Regions from separate parts of the Homo sapiens genome. Here all the other regions are linked to region 2. A link is a contact called in ENCODE Hi-C or POLR2A ChIA-PET data. All regions are on one chromosome and are shown on one strand. Each heading gives the region's core, a stretch centred on a gene start or an enhancer-like site at or near the end of the contact. The rest is flanking DNA. Distances are from core to core; before and after follow the strand shown. Region 1 overlaps TRERF1 (transcriptional regulating factor 1). Region 2 has its middle 3.9 kb from the start of BICRAL. Region 3 overlaps TRERF1 (transcriptional regulating factor 1).

Evidence for each region. Hi-C counts contacts between places; a loop is a spot of excess contacts on that map. ChIA-PET counts read pairs that join two places held with the same protein, here RNA polymerase II (POLR2A). Pooled maps may share reads with other maps.
Region 1: a loop to region 2 is called in a pooled map, with 2.6 times the contacts of the local background. The contact joins two enhancer-like sites. A Hi-C loop is called at or near these places in 1 of 37 single-sample maps with no recorded cell type and 1 of 50 pooled maps. POLR2A ChIA-PET finds 5 or more read pairs at or near these places in 2 of 52 experiments (SK-N-SH and WTC11).
Region 3: a pooled map shows a loop between it and region 2 (3-fold over the local background). The contact joins two enhancer-like sites. A Hi-C loop is called at or near these places in 1 of 50 pooled maps. POLR2A ChIA-PET finds 5 or more read pairs at or near these places in 4 of 52 experiments (BJ, activated CD4-positive, alpha-beta T cell, activated CD8-positive, alpha-beta memory T cell and 1 more).

What each region holds. Positions count from the first base shown.
Region 1 is chr6:42,427,205-42,431,395 of GRCh38, forward strand. All of the region lies in intron 2 of TRERF1 (transcriptional regulating factor 1), which reads right to left. Among named protein-coding and RNA genes, the nearest start is that of TRERF1, 23 kb to the right of the region's middle. RefSeq lists an enhancer at 2,068-2,157. Within about 2 kb of position 1,252, at least 10 of the 41 ENCODE cell types and tissues checked have a DNase peak (open chromatin) inside an H3K27ac peak, as active enhancers do.
Region 2 is chr6:42,776,002-42,780,211 of GRCh38, forward strand. It overlaps a transcript of BICRAL not described here. Among named protein-coding and RNA genes, the nearest start is that of BICRAL, 3.9 kb to the right of the region's middle. Within about 2 kb of position 1,635, at least 3 of the 41 ENCODE cell types and tissues checked have a DNase peak (open chromatin) inside an H3K27ac peak, as active enhancers do.
Region 3 is chr6:42,338,423-42,342,887 of GRCh38, forward strand. All of the region lies in intron 3 of TRERF1 (transcriptional regulating factor 1), which reads right to left. Among named protein-coding and RNA genes, the nearest start is that of TRERF1, 110 kb to the right of the region's middle. Within about 2 kb of position 1,774, at least 3 of the 41 ENCODE cell types and tissues checked have a DNase peak (open chromatin) inside an H3K27ac peak, as active enhancers do.

The DNA.
Region 1 (4,191 bases), core at 2-2,501, 350 kb before region 2:
TCACCTAGGGCACATAAATGCTTAGCAAATGAGAAATACGTTCTTTGGTTTATTGTTTGTTAAATTTTGATGGAGACAAGGTCTCACTCTACCACCCAGCTGAAATTCAATGATGCAATCATAGCTCACTGCAGCCTCAAACACCTGGGCTCAAGAAATTCTCCCACTTCAGCCTCCCAAGTAGCTAGGACTATAGGCGTGCACCACTATGCCCAGCTAACTTTTTTGTAGAGACAGGATCTCACTATGTTGCCCAGGCTGGTTTTGAACTCCTGGGCTCAAGGGATCCTCCTGCCTCCATCTTCCAAAGCACTGGGATTACAGGTGTGAGCCACCTTGCCCTGCCTTACTTTTTTTTTTTTTTGAGACGAGGTCTCATTCTGTCACCCAGGCTGGAGTGTGGTATGCCATCTCGGCTCACTGCAGCCTCCACCTGCCAGGCTCAAGCAATCCTCCCACCTCAGCCTCCCGAGTAGCTGGGACTACAGGTGTGTGCCACCACACCTGGCTAATCTTTGTATTTTTTGTAGAGACAAGGTCTTCCTATGTTGCCCAGGCTGGTCTTGAACTCCTAGGCTCAAATGATCCTCCCGCCTCAGCCTCCCAAAATGTTGGAATTACAGGCATGAGCCACCACACCCAGCACATTCTTTTTAATATATATAAAAAAAAAATCAGACTCTTGACACCATCATTAGGAGGTATGTATACCTTGAACAGTTTCTTCCATGAAAGAGATAAGATTACACCAAGTCATATACACCCTAGAGCTAAGGTAAGTATCATGCAGCCACTGCTTGCAGTGGGAAACAGCTGGTAAGAGCTTGGCATGACATCTAGGGCCGGAAATAGGAGTCAAGTCTGGGTAACCAGTCAAGATGCTGTAATAATCCCCAAGTGGGGCTCAAAGTAGGATTTTGGCCTCCTGAGCCTTATATTCTAAGCAACTAAGCTACAGGCCCAGACTGACTAAGGTGAAATCATTTCATTTATTTTCTATGTAACTTCTGGTAGGGACAATGCATCGGAAAACAATTGTAGGCTCAATGATTTTCCCCTTAATTTATCAGTACCATCTGCATTATAATGTAACTGAATATTTTTAGTTCTGCAGACTTGATTATTCAGAGGCTGATCATTCAGCTGTTGGCTTTTTGAAGCTCATTATGGCCCGAGTACCCGAAGACAGGAGAGAGGAAATGAAAGGAGGTGAAACTCAAATCAGTGGGCGTTGCTACTTTATTAGCAGATGAGACACCAAGATTGGGGTGGAGGGGGTGCGAGAGGGTGAAACCCCAGGTCTCCAGAGCTGAGGCTCTCTTCAGGCAGCTTTTATCAGATTCACACATCTTACATCACAGCACACTGACAGTCTGTCAATAATTCTGTGAGACTGGCCTATCCCCATAGTGATCCAAGACTATCACTAAGCTCCCTTCCTTTGTTCATATGGAAAAACCAAAACTCCAAAGGAGATTAACAGTTGAAGCCTTGAGGCCTAGAACCAACCCTTGCCCTGCAGAAGTCAGAGGACAGGTCAGCCCTGACTCCGAAAGGCCTGAGGATGGATTCATTTAGGGAAATGTTTAGAAAAGAATGCTGGGAGGAGTCTAAGCCACTTCCTCATGAAGCCCTGCCTCCCTCTCCCTCCCTTCCACACATTAATTATTCCCAGCAGGCCTTCCCACTTCCCAGGAACCCACAGATAGAGAAGTCCAATACACTGGCTCTGAGCCCTGGGTCACACCCAAGGTCCCCTGGCACTGTCCCTCTCGCAGCAGGCTGAGCTGTGGTTGGAGACTTGACTCCGGTCCCAGGCCCACATGCCCTTCAACCCCATCTGTGCCCAGCAGGCGCTGGGTGAATGTTACTGAACAAATGAATGAAAGCCACTCATTATTTTAAGTGAAAACTAAGTCACACCCAAGGAGGACCACACTCCTAATTTCTCTAGTGACAGTATTCCTCCAGCTGAGCCATGCAAAATGCACCTCACTTCTCTCTCCTTTCCTCTCCAGTCTGCTTCCTTTTTTCTTCCATCCTGAGCACTGGTGTCTGGAGAAACCCCCTGCCCTGGGAAGGTAGCATTCTCTTCTCTGGCTGACAACAGACTTTCCCGTGGATGGACCCTGCGAGGTCTGGGAAGCCCTACTCACCTCAACCCAGTAGGCTCCGGGCCGTCCTAAGTGAACCAACCACAGGAGAAAACCACGGAGGGGGGGAAATGGAAGGAAGCACCCCCTGCTACCGCCTCCTCTCACTTTCTCCGGGGCCTTAGCTCTGTCAGATTTTGAAGCATAATGAGTTTTGTTTCATAACAGTCTTAAATGAACTGGAAGGGGGAAGGGGATGACAATGATAAAAATCTTAATTAAAAAAAATTCCTACAGGCAAAGAGATTATCCAGATCCTGAGATGTGATAAAAGTCTGTTGAGCTGGGGGCCCTCCCGAGCCCCCAAGGACACAGCACTGGACATATATTTACGGAGCGCCTACTGTGTGCTGGGCACTCTTCCGAGGGCTTCGGATGCAGCAGTGAACAAACCCATTCTAGGAGAGGGAGGACTGGCAACAAAGATAATGAACAAGCAAACTACAGAGGACGGGAACAGGCTGAAGTGTTTTGGAAGAAAAGGAACAACAGAGCAAGTAAAGGGGATGGGTCATTCGGGCGAAGGTGTGGCGCACCTAACTGGAGAGGTGAGGAAAGCCCTGTTGAGAAAGAGACAGACTTCTGAGCCAAGACTTGAAAGAGGGCCGGGAGGGAGCAATGCAGATGAGTATCTAGGTTCTGGAAGAGCAACCCCAGCAGAGAGGACGGCTGTGCAAAGGCCCTGAGGCAAGCGCATACCAGATATGGGGCTGGAGAGGAGGAATGAGGAGGAGAGCTGTAGAAAGACAGGGCCTCAGGGGGGCTAAGGACTACTGTATGGACTCTGGCTTGTACTGCTTGGTGGGGGCCGCTGATGGGTTGTAAGCAGGAGAGAGACAGGTTTCCTTGTCATTCTCTGCCACCCCATCCCATCATTCTTCCTGGTAATCTCCCTTGATATCATTTAATAAATATGGCTCAAAGCCCTCTCAGACTTCTGGTGATGAGTTATAAACTCAAACAATCTTAAGAAAACCGGCAAGTCCCACACCTACTGCCCCCCAAAATCAGTATTAGACCATCTTCCCTCACTCCAAAAAGCAAGGAGTTGAATCTTTTTTCTCTTAAGAGCTGCTGACCAAGAGAAGAAATAGAAAATGTTAATTAATAAGCCAGGCGCTATGGCTCATGCCTGTAATCCCAGCACTTTGGGAGGCCAAGACGGGTGGATCACTTGAAGTCAGGAGCTTGAGACCAGCCTGGACAACATGGTGAAACCCCTTTTCTACTAAAAATACAAAAATTAGCCAGTCGTTGGCTGGGCGCGGTGGCTCATGCCTGTAATCCCAGCACTTTGGGAGGCCAAGGTGGGTGGATCACGAGGTCAGGAGATGGAGACCACCATCCTGGCCAACATGGTGAAACCCCGTCTCTACTAAAATACAAAAAATTAGCCAGGCGTGGTGGTGCATGCCTATACTCCCAGCTACTTGGGAGGCTAAGCAGGGGAATCGCTCGAACCCAGGAGGCGGAGGTTGCAGTGAGCCAAGATTGTGCCACTGCACTCCAGCCTGGAGACAGAGCAAGACTCCATCTCAAAAAAAAAAAAAAAAATTAGCCGGGTGTTGTGGCAGGCAACTGAATCCCAGCTACTCGGGAGGCTGAGGCAGGAGAATGGCTTGAACCTGGGAGGTGGAGGTTGCTATGAGCTGAGATTGTGCCACTGCACTCCAGCCTGGGTGACAGAGCAAGACTCAGTCTCAAAAAAAAAAAAAAAGAAAAGAAAAGAGAAGAAAATGTTAATCAATAACTAAAGACAAGGGAAGAGTAATTTCATTCAGCAAATTTTTTCTTGAGAGTGCAAAAGCTAAAAAGCTTGTTTTTAGACTAAAAATGGAAAAAATTTATTCAATAAATAGAAGACATTTTAAAATACAGGCTACTTAACATATATATAACTAGCAATTAATAGAAAGGAGGAAAGCGAGAGATGGAGAAAAAAGGGAAGGTGGGTAGGTAGAAAGATAAGAATGGAAAATAGAATGACAAGTACAGAGAGGAAAATGGAGATATATGTGGAAAAGTACAGAAGGCTCCA
Region 2 (4,210 bases), core at 385-2,884:
GAAGCAAAGGTTTTTTATTTTATTTATTTATTTATTTTGAGTCAGAGTCTTTCTCTGTCACCCAGGCTGGAGTGCAATGGTGCAATCTCAGCTCACTGCAACCTCTGCTTCCTGGATTCAAGCAATTCTCCTGCCTCAGCCTCCCGAGTAGCTGGGATTACAGGCACCCGCCACCACACCTGGCTAATTCTTGTATTTTTAGTAGAGATGGGGTTTCACCATATTGACCAGGCTGGTCTCTTGGCCAGGCTGGTCTTGAACTCCTGACATTGTGATCCTTCTATCTTGGCCTCCCAAAGTGCTGGGATTACAGGCATGAGCCACTGAGCCCGGCCCTTATTTTTATTATTATTTTTTTATTTTTGAGACAGGGTCTTGCTCTGTCGCCCAGGCTGGAGTGCAGTGGCTTGATCATGGCTCACTACAGACTCAACCTCCCAGACTCAAGTGATCCTCCCACCCCAGCCTCCCAAGTAGCTGGGACCACAGGCACATGCCACCATGCCCAGCTAATTTTTGTATTTTTTGTAGAAATGGGATCTGACCATGTTGCCCAGGCTGGTCTCAAACTCCTGGGCTCAAGCGACCCTCCTGCCTCAGCCTCCCAAAGTGTTAGGATTACAGGCATGAGCCACCGTACCTGGCCAAAGCAAAGGTTTTATATACTTAATATTACTGAACTCTCCTCCAACCAACCTGAGATATAGGTTATTACTATCTCCATTTTACAGATGAGGAAACTTAGGTGAGAGAAATTTTTAAACTAGGCCAAAATCACGTGGCTAAAAAATGGCAGTAATAAAACTGGAGAGAGAGAACTCTAAACCATTAGGCTGTATAGTACTGCCTGTAATCAACTGGGCAATGGTTTTACATGGTTTAAGGAGATCTACTTTACCCCCTTAATATATGGGTCTCTAGACAGAGATATGCTAATTTCTTGTAGATCTTGTGGACTGGGCTATGTTGCTTTTATTGCAAAAGCATTGATTGTGAGCAAACTATATACAAAATAACTCTGCTAGGCTCTTAGAGAATTTAAGTTTGCAGATGATGGTCTGGCATCCTTGAGGAGCTCCCTATCCAGGAGGGAACATAAGAGAAACATATTAGGTTGAATCATAGGAGACTGCCATTGAATATTCACATGGGAAGATCTCACAGGGCTTAACCTGACACATAACTAAAATAAGGCAGTACAGTTGAATGTATTGAACTCTCATTATGTTTCAGACACCATGCTAAACATTTTACACTAGTTCCTGAACGCTTAAAATAACTCTCAGAGGTGGGTACTATAATCATCCCCATTTTATAGATGAGGAAGTTGAAGCCTTGAGTGGTGAAATGACTTGCCCAAAGCCACACACCTGGTAAGTGACAAAATTAGAATTTGAACCCAGGTCAGTCTGAATACAGAGCCAGTACACTTAAACCTCAGAATATAAGTACATCTATATGTACAAATAAAAGTATATACCTTATTTATGCACACCGATAATTTAAAAAAATTTGCTTCACAAACACTCTATAGAACACTTACTAACTCTTCTGGTATGTGTTGGTATTTCTGTGATCTGGATACATCTGGTCATGCATATCACTACTCAATCTCCAGCATTTTCATTCTCCACTTCTGAGAATGTTTAACCAACCAAGGGGAACATTTGGAGGGAAAAAAAGAAAAACACTTTCACTTTTCATTGTTATGTGGACACTGGGCCTGTTTATTTGGAGGTCCAAGCATGTGTTAGAACATTTCAATTATATTTCCATCCTCTTTTTTTTTACTGTCCAGTTGCCTTTCTTTCTAAGTCACATACACAGATGGGAATCATAGGAGTGGCCATTTTATTGTACATAATTAAATTGTAGAGAATACAATTAAAGCTATTTGCATATAGTAAAGCCATTTTAAGAACTTTCCTCTTAAAAAGTTTTCTAATCTTACATTCACTACCAAAATCCTGTCTATATAAACTATAATTTTAAATTTTAATATACAAAGCATATCCCTCATTTAAATGAAGTTTTGTAATAATCTGGGGAAAAAGTTGTTTTTGTTTTGCCATATTATTAAATAATTACAATTTTGGTTGTACCTGGAGAATCTGAAATTCTCCTACTGTGTCCCAGTATTTTGTAAACTCCTCCAGACTTAAAATTAGGTTGGACAACTGGCATTCTCAAAGTAGGTCTTTACTAATTAGACAGTTGTCCCCTCTGTACCACACCACTGGACTCTAATGTTAACATTGAAACAGCAAAGACTGCTTGTTCCAAAGATCCTTTTCAGGCCTGACAGAGCGTGAGTTTTGGGGTCAGCCAGACTTGGTTCTCCTGTCTGCCCTTATTAGACTGATGTTCCCAGGCAAATTGCTGAAACTATCCTATTGGGAACCTCATTTACAAAATCAAGATAATTAAACCTTATTCTTCGGGTTTGAGTGAAAGTTCATATGATAATGTGTATAAGTATCTAGCATAGTGCCTGGTGGCACTTAGAAGACCTTCAATAAATGTCAATGTTCTTGTATTTGGACATTCTCTTTAAAAAGCCTGCAATGCCCTAAGCTCTTTATGAGTATATAAATTCAGGTTTGTTAGGTCATTTTTCAAAGTCAGATTTCAGTTTCCTTGCAATTCTGGCTGACTTGAGAGGATAGCTTTCCGAAATCCATTACTGTTTTATTGGAGGGCCCAGCACTGTGGCTTACACCTGTAATACCAGCAGTTTGAGAGGCTGAGGCGGAAGGATCACTTGATCCCAGGAGTTCAAAACCCAGGGGGCAACAAAGCAAGACCCTGTCTCTTATTTTTTGCGGGGTGGGGGAGGGACGGAGTCTTGCTCTGTCGCCCAGGCTGGAGTGCAATGGCGCAATCTTGGCTCACTGCAACCTCCACCTCCTGAGTTCAAGCAATTCTCCTGCCTCAGCCTCCTGAGTAGTTGGGATTACAGGCGCCTGCCACCACGCCTGGCTAATTTTTTTTTTTTCTGTGTTTTTGGTAGAGATGGGGTTTCGCCATGTTGGTCAGGCTGGACCCGTCTCTAAAAAACTAAAAAAATTGGCTGAGTGTGCTGGTGTGCACTTATATTCCCAGCTACTAGGAAGGCTGAGGCTAGAGGATTCCTGGGGCCCAGGAGTTCCAGGCTATAGTGAGATATGATCATGCCTCTGCACTCCAGCCTGAGTCACAGAGGGAGATCCTGTCTCAAGAAAAACACACACACACACACACACACACACACACACACACACACACACACACACATATCATTGGAGCTGTGGAGCAACAGCTGTAAAACTTGCTTGGTTGGTCCTAATTGCAATGCATAATATATGGACTCTTGAAATGTAATTCTTAGAAATGGGTATTATAATTACATCCCAGCCAATCCAAAGGCAACTTAAAACATGTTTAAAAAATTTTCCAAGCCAATTAGAAAACTGGTTGGTCCAACCATCAGGTGTAGAAAAATATGCTAATTTATGCAAAGATTACTGTTCCAAGGAGCCCTTGGCTGCATTTGAAGCAAAATATCTGAGAAAACACCTCAATGATACTGTGTAATACTAAATCACTGAATGTATTTTTAAGGCACATTTAAATATAAAGCATACATTATGAATGATAGAATGGCAGTACCAGAACAAGATATAGTGTTTTTCTTTGTTTGTTTTTTGAGACAGAGTCTTGCTCTGTTGCTCAATCTCAAGCGATTCTCGTGCCTCAGCCTCTCTGTAGTAGCTGGGACTACAGGTGCATGCCACCATGCCCGGCTAATTTTTGTATTTTTGGTAGAGACGGGGTTTCACCATGTTGACCAAGCTGCTCTTGAACTCCTGGCCTCAAGCTATCCTCCCATCTTGGCCTCCCAAAGGGATTGCAAGCGTGAGCCACGGCACCCAGCCAGATCTTTTTTATTATTTTTTAGAGACAGGGTCTCACTCTGTCAGCCTGCCCATAGCTCACTGCAACCTCCAACTTATGGGCTCAAGCAGTCGTCCTGCCTCAGCCTCCCCAGTAGCTGGAACTACAGGCATGTGCCACACATACCTGGCTAATTTTTAATTTTTTTTTTAGAGATGGGATCTCGCACCATGTTGCCCAGGCTGGTCTCAAACTTCTAACCTCAAATGATCCTCCTCCCTCAGCCTCCCAAAGGGCTAGGATTACAGGCTTGAACCACTGTACCCTGACTAAAAAG
Region 3 (4,465 bases), core at 524-3,023, 440 kb before region 2:
TGAAATTCAAAATGGTGCTAAAGAAGTGTCAGGCTCTAAGAACTACTGCCAGAAAGTGAGTACTAAATTAAATGCATATGCTCATTAGAATGGAATTTTTAAAGAAATTAACAAGCACTCTCCTGTTCACCTCTGGAAAGCAGCAGTGTTACTTCTGAGAATTATGAGCTGGAAACCAGATCAAAGGTAGACTCACGTGGTGCTCCCTCTGCCACCTCCCTTCCTCACACACCATTCCTAGGAGTCCTTCAGGATTTATGACGGCTCTCCCTGCACCCAGCCTGCCATCCTGCATCCAGATCTTGGTAGTAATCAACCATGTGGCTAGAATGGGACCTACCAGAGGTCCTTCCGCACCATAATACCAGGGTTCCCACATGGGACTCTCTGCACTGCCCACACTCAGGAACTTCTCAGGAACGTGAGCTTTTTGTGGTGGTGACTCAATGTATATTTGTTTATCTTTATATTTTTTTCACAATTGGTCTGTGCCAGACAGTTGGCTGACTAACCCACCAGTAATCCCTAACCTCTCCTGCCCACCTCCACTAGAGAGGCTGGAAAAGCTAAATCATCTTTTTCCCAGCCTTTCTTGCAACTAGGGGTGAACACATGCTACTGCCAGGACTGACGAAAGCAGCAGCACTCGGCCGAAAAGCCAAAACACGAAGAAGGGCAAAGCGGAAAGACTGAAAACTCTTATCTATCCTTGAGGTCACTGCTGAACTGCAGGTCAATACCAGATAACCACTGCCTCTATCCAAACTTCTGGTTTATGAGAAAATGTGTTTCTCCATCACCATTCCTTTGTTTTTCTGCTACTTACAGCCAAAAGCATGCCTATGGTCTTTCCTGTCCTCCACGTCTCTCCTTCCATCTGCTTCACCTCCTTGCCTATTTACTGTTTCCATCAGTTTTTGTACCACCCTCTGCTCCTTTTTTCCTTCATCTTTTCCTATTCATCTCCTCCGTCCCCAACTCACAATATAATAGCAGGGTCGGAAAACCAACCCACTTTTGAAACATCAAGTCTTAATGTCCAATCAGTCCTCAGGCAGCAACTACTTCTGAACCCAGGAAACTCAATAGCTACGAATTGTACCCAAAGCTGCAAAAAACAATAAGCAAATTCTATTATGTTGTTTCTTTACTTCTTGGATTACTTTTCTGAGCTAATAAAAGCACATAAGGATATTTCACAAGTGTGTTTATGTTTCTATTTAACAAACCTTGAATTTCATAGCAGGTATCAAGCCTCAGCCAAACCCATGCAGACTGACAGATCAACAAAGACAACAGGCCCTGAACAAGTAGCTCTCCTGAGAACAGATGTGTAAACAGAAACACAATGTATGAATTAGCCCAGTGCTCTTTCCCAGGTAGACTGAGAGAATCTGGACACTACCTGTGGCTGAGCCCTGGAGCCACCAGAATTTAATCAGATACGTGATTAAGAAAAGTCTATTTTAATGCTGAATAAGATTTCTATCTTTCAGTTTACTACTTAATACATATTCAAACCAACATGTTTTCTGCGACCATCAACATGTCTTGACCTCTTTTAGGGTATGAAGTGCTCAAAGGCAAGAACTGTGTCCAAATGGCACCACGTCTTTCCACCCTGCACCCACCCCAGGGCTAAGTCTTGTCCTATCCTCAAAACAACAGCAATCAAGTCAAAATCAGAAATTGCATAGCAGTTGCCAGTCACAACCAAACAACCATTTCTTACCTGTACCTGCTACAGAAATTACTCATATTTTCAGGGCTCCCTCATTTCAAGAATGATTCACATTTTTTTTGTGACTCAGACACACCACCCCATTACTGCTCTAGCTCATAAGGAGTGTGGAGTGACAGCTTTAAGGGATGTGTTAAGTACCCCCAAGACTACCTTGGAGGGAGGGCAGGCAGAGAGAGGGATGAGGGTTCACCAGGCCCATTCACAGACGGTTGAGGGTTCTTTCTGGTGGCAATGTGCAATTTGTCAAAACATGAATATTGCTGCCATGTTCAACGTCTACTTATCAGCCCATAGATTAATCTATTTATTCTTTTAAAAGTAGCATTTTCCCCCCGTATTAGCTTTGTTTCTTCTTCACACACCACATAAGAAGCTTCAGAAAGGTCACCTTTCCTGAGTGATAAATATGGGCAAAAAAGAAAACTCCTCAATTTATTTTATTTATTTATTTTGAGACAGAGTCTTGCTCTGTCACTCAGGCTGGAGTGCAGTGGTGCAATCATAACTCACTGCAACTTTGAACTCCTAGGCTCAAGCGATCCTCCCACCTCAGCCTCCTGAGTAGCTGCGACTACAGACGTGTGCCACCGCACCCAGCGGCAAAAAAGAAAACTCTTCTCAGATCGCAGTAAATTAACATTCTCAGAGGATTCTTCTGAAATGATCAATTTCTTTCTAGAACTTTCTCTGATGGAGGAAGTTTCTCCTTCCTCCATAACACCCCTAGCTGATTGGATTTTAAGGGGTGATCTTCATGCCTATGGGTGCTGGGAAATTGTTTAGAACTAGTTACTCCAAGGACCCTGCCAGTTCTAAGGGGCCAAGGGCCCATCATTTCTTCCTGGGTTCCAAAACAGTCCCCCGTGTACAGTGGAGAACACAGCCTGGATTCCCCCCACATCCTTCCAGATTTGGGTGCAGGGTTTTCATGACCTCAAATCACTTACCAGCGGAGCAAGGAGTGGAAGAAACAAGAGGACTGACAGACAGAAAGCTCTAGGTTTGAACCCCGCTCTGTGTGATGTTAAGCATATTACTTAACTCTTCCAAGCCTCGGCCATCTCATCTGTAGATTAATACCTGCCCTGCAAGGGTGTTTCAAGGATTACAAATAACTGTAAGAAGTTTCTGGCCCAAACAAGATCCTCAGTACTGGCCAAATATCAATGAGCATCATTCTTATCACCATAGTGAAAACACTCAAGAATCACATTCAACTCTGTGACAGCTGAATCACACCAAAGTACAGGCACTGGGTGGTCTGTGTGTATGTCTGCTAAGGATTTTCATTCTGCCGAGGATCTGTTCATGGGTCTGCCCCGGAGTCTAAGGCCCCGGGAACAGGAGGGAGCAGGCGTAGAGCAAGGTTTTGGACAATGCAACCCAGGAAGGTATGTTTACCTCAGAGATGGGTGCCTGTTCTTTTTCTGGGAGACTTGGCCTACTATCACAATTCAGTGGGTTAGCAAAGGTCTGAATGATGCCAAGGCCCCAGGTCTACCCCTAGCATGGCTCCCTCTTCCAAAGCCATGGAGCCCACAGCCTTTACTTGCCAGTTGTTTCACGAAAAAAAATGACCAGCAGTCCCAAAGGGCAAGTTACCATAATCCACTGGCACTACTACAAGAACACTAAACATTTCTTCATCAGTTCATGTTGGATGTGATGGGGTAGGAGTCTCAACTTCCTTTGTAAGAAGGATGGCATAATGAATGTTCAATATCAAGTCATACATAGACATTCCCCTCCCACAATCCCAGGCTTTGGTAATTATTAGTAGAGCCATCTGCTCGGCTTAATGAAATGTGCAATCTCCTGTACATATAATTAGTGAAATCATTTTACTTAATTAAACAAATTAATTAATTGCAAGGATACTGCAACCATTTTCCAGGAACTGCATCCAACTCATTTATTCTGCATGTGTCTACTGGGCTCCCCCTGAGGGCAGAGGCCCATGCCAGTGCTCTGAGGAGGTAAAGATTCCCACTGTCCTGAGCAGAAATGAAAGCCCAACACGCAGTTGCTGATGACTGTCCCTTCCGCTTAGGGCATTCAGTTCATCCTAGCTTTCCTGGGATTGTCTTGGTTTTAAAGTTGAAAGACCATGTCCCAGGAACTCCCTCAGCCCTAGGCAAACTAGGGTGGTTGGTCACCCTATACTTTGGCTTGACCTGGGGTCAAAGGTCACCACTGGACAATCTCCACTGTAAAGGAGATGGCAAATAGTGGGTATCCTGCAACTCCAGCCCCTACTCATGGCAGACATTGCTAGTAGACCCAAGAGTCCCACATCCTTCTCACCTCTGTTCCAGGCAGCCACTATTAATCACCCTGAACAGGAGGCCTGGGAAATTAAATCTATTTTCTAACTATGCCTGAGAATCACAGAAGCTCCAGGCTCAAAAAAAAAGAAAAGAAAAGAAAAGAAAATGCTGTCAAAGTCTAGCCTAATCATCCATACAGTGCTTAAATCCCTTCTACAGTGTTATCCACAAGTGGCTAGCCAGCTCTCCTTGCATACCTCTAATGATGGGGACTCACTGTCTCATAAAGCAGTTCTTCCTGTCTTCAACAGTCTTGGCTGTAAAACTCTTTCCTTGAAGTTACTAACATGTCTCTCTCGTCAGTCTCTTTTTTGGAAACCACATGGTGGCCCCTCAAGTGACGAAGCACAGTTATTAAATTGCTCCCAAGTCTTCTCTTTTCTAGGCCCAATTT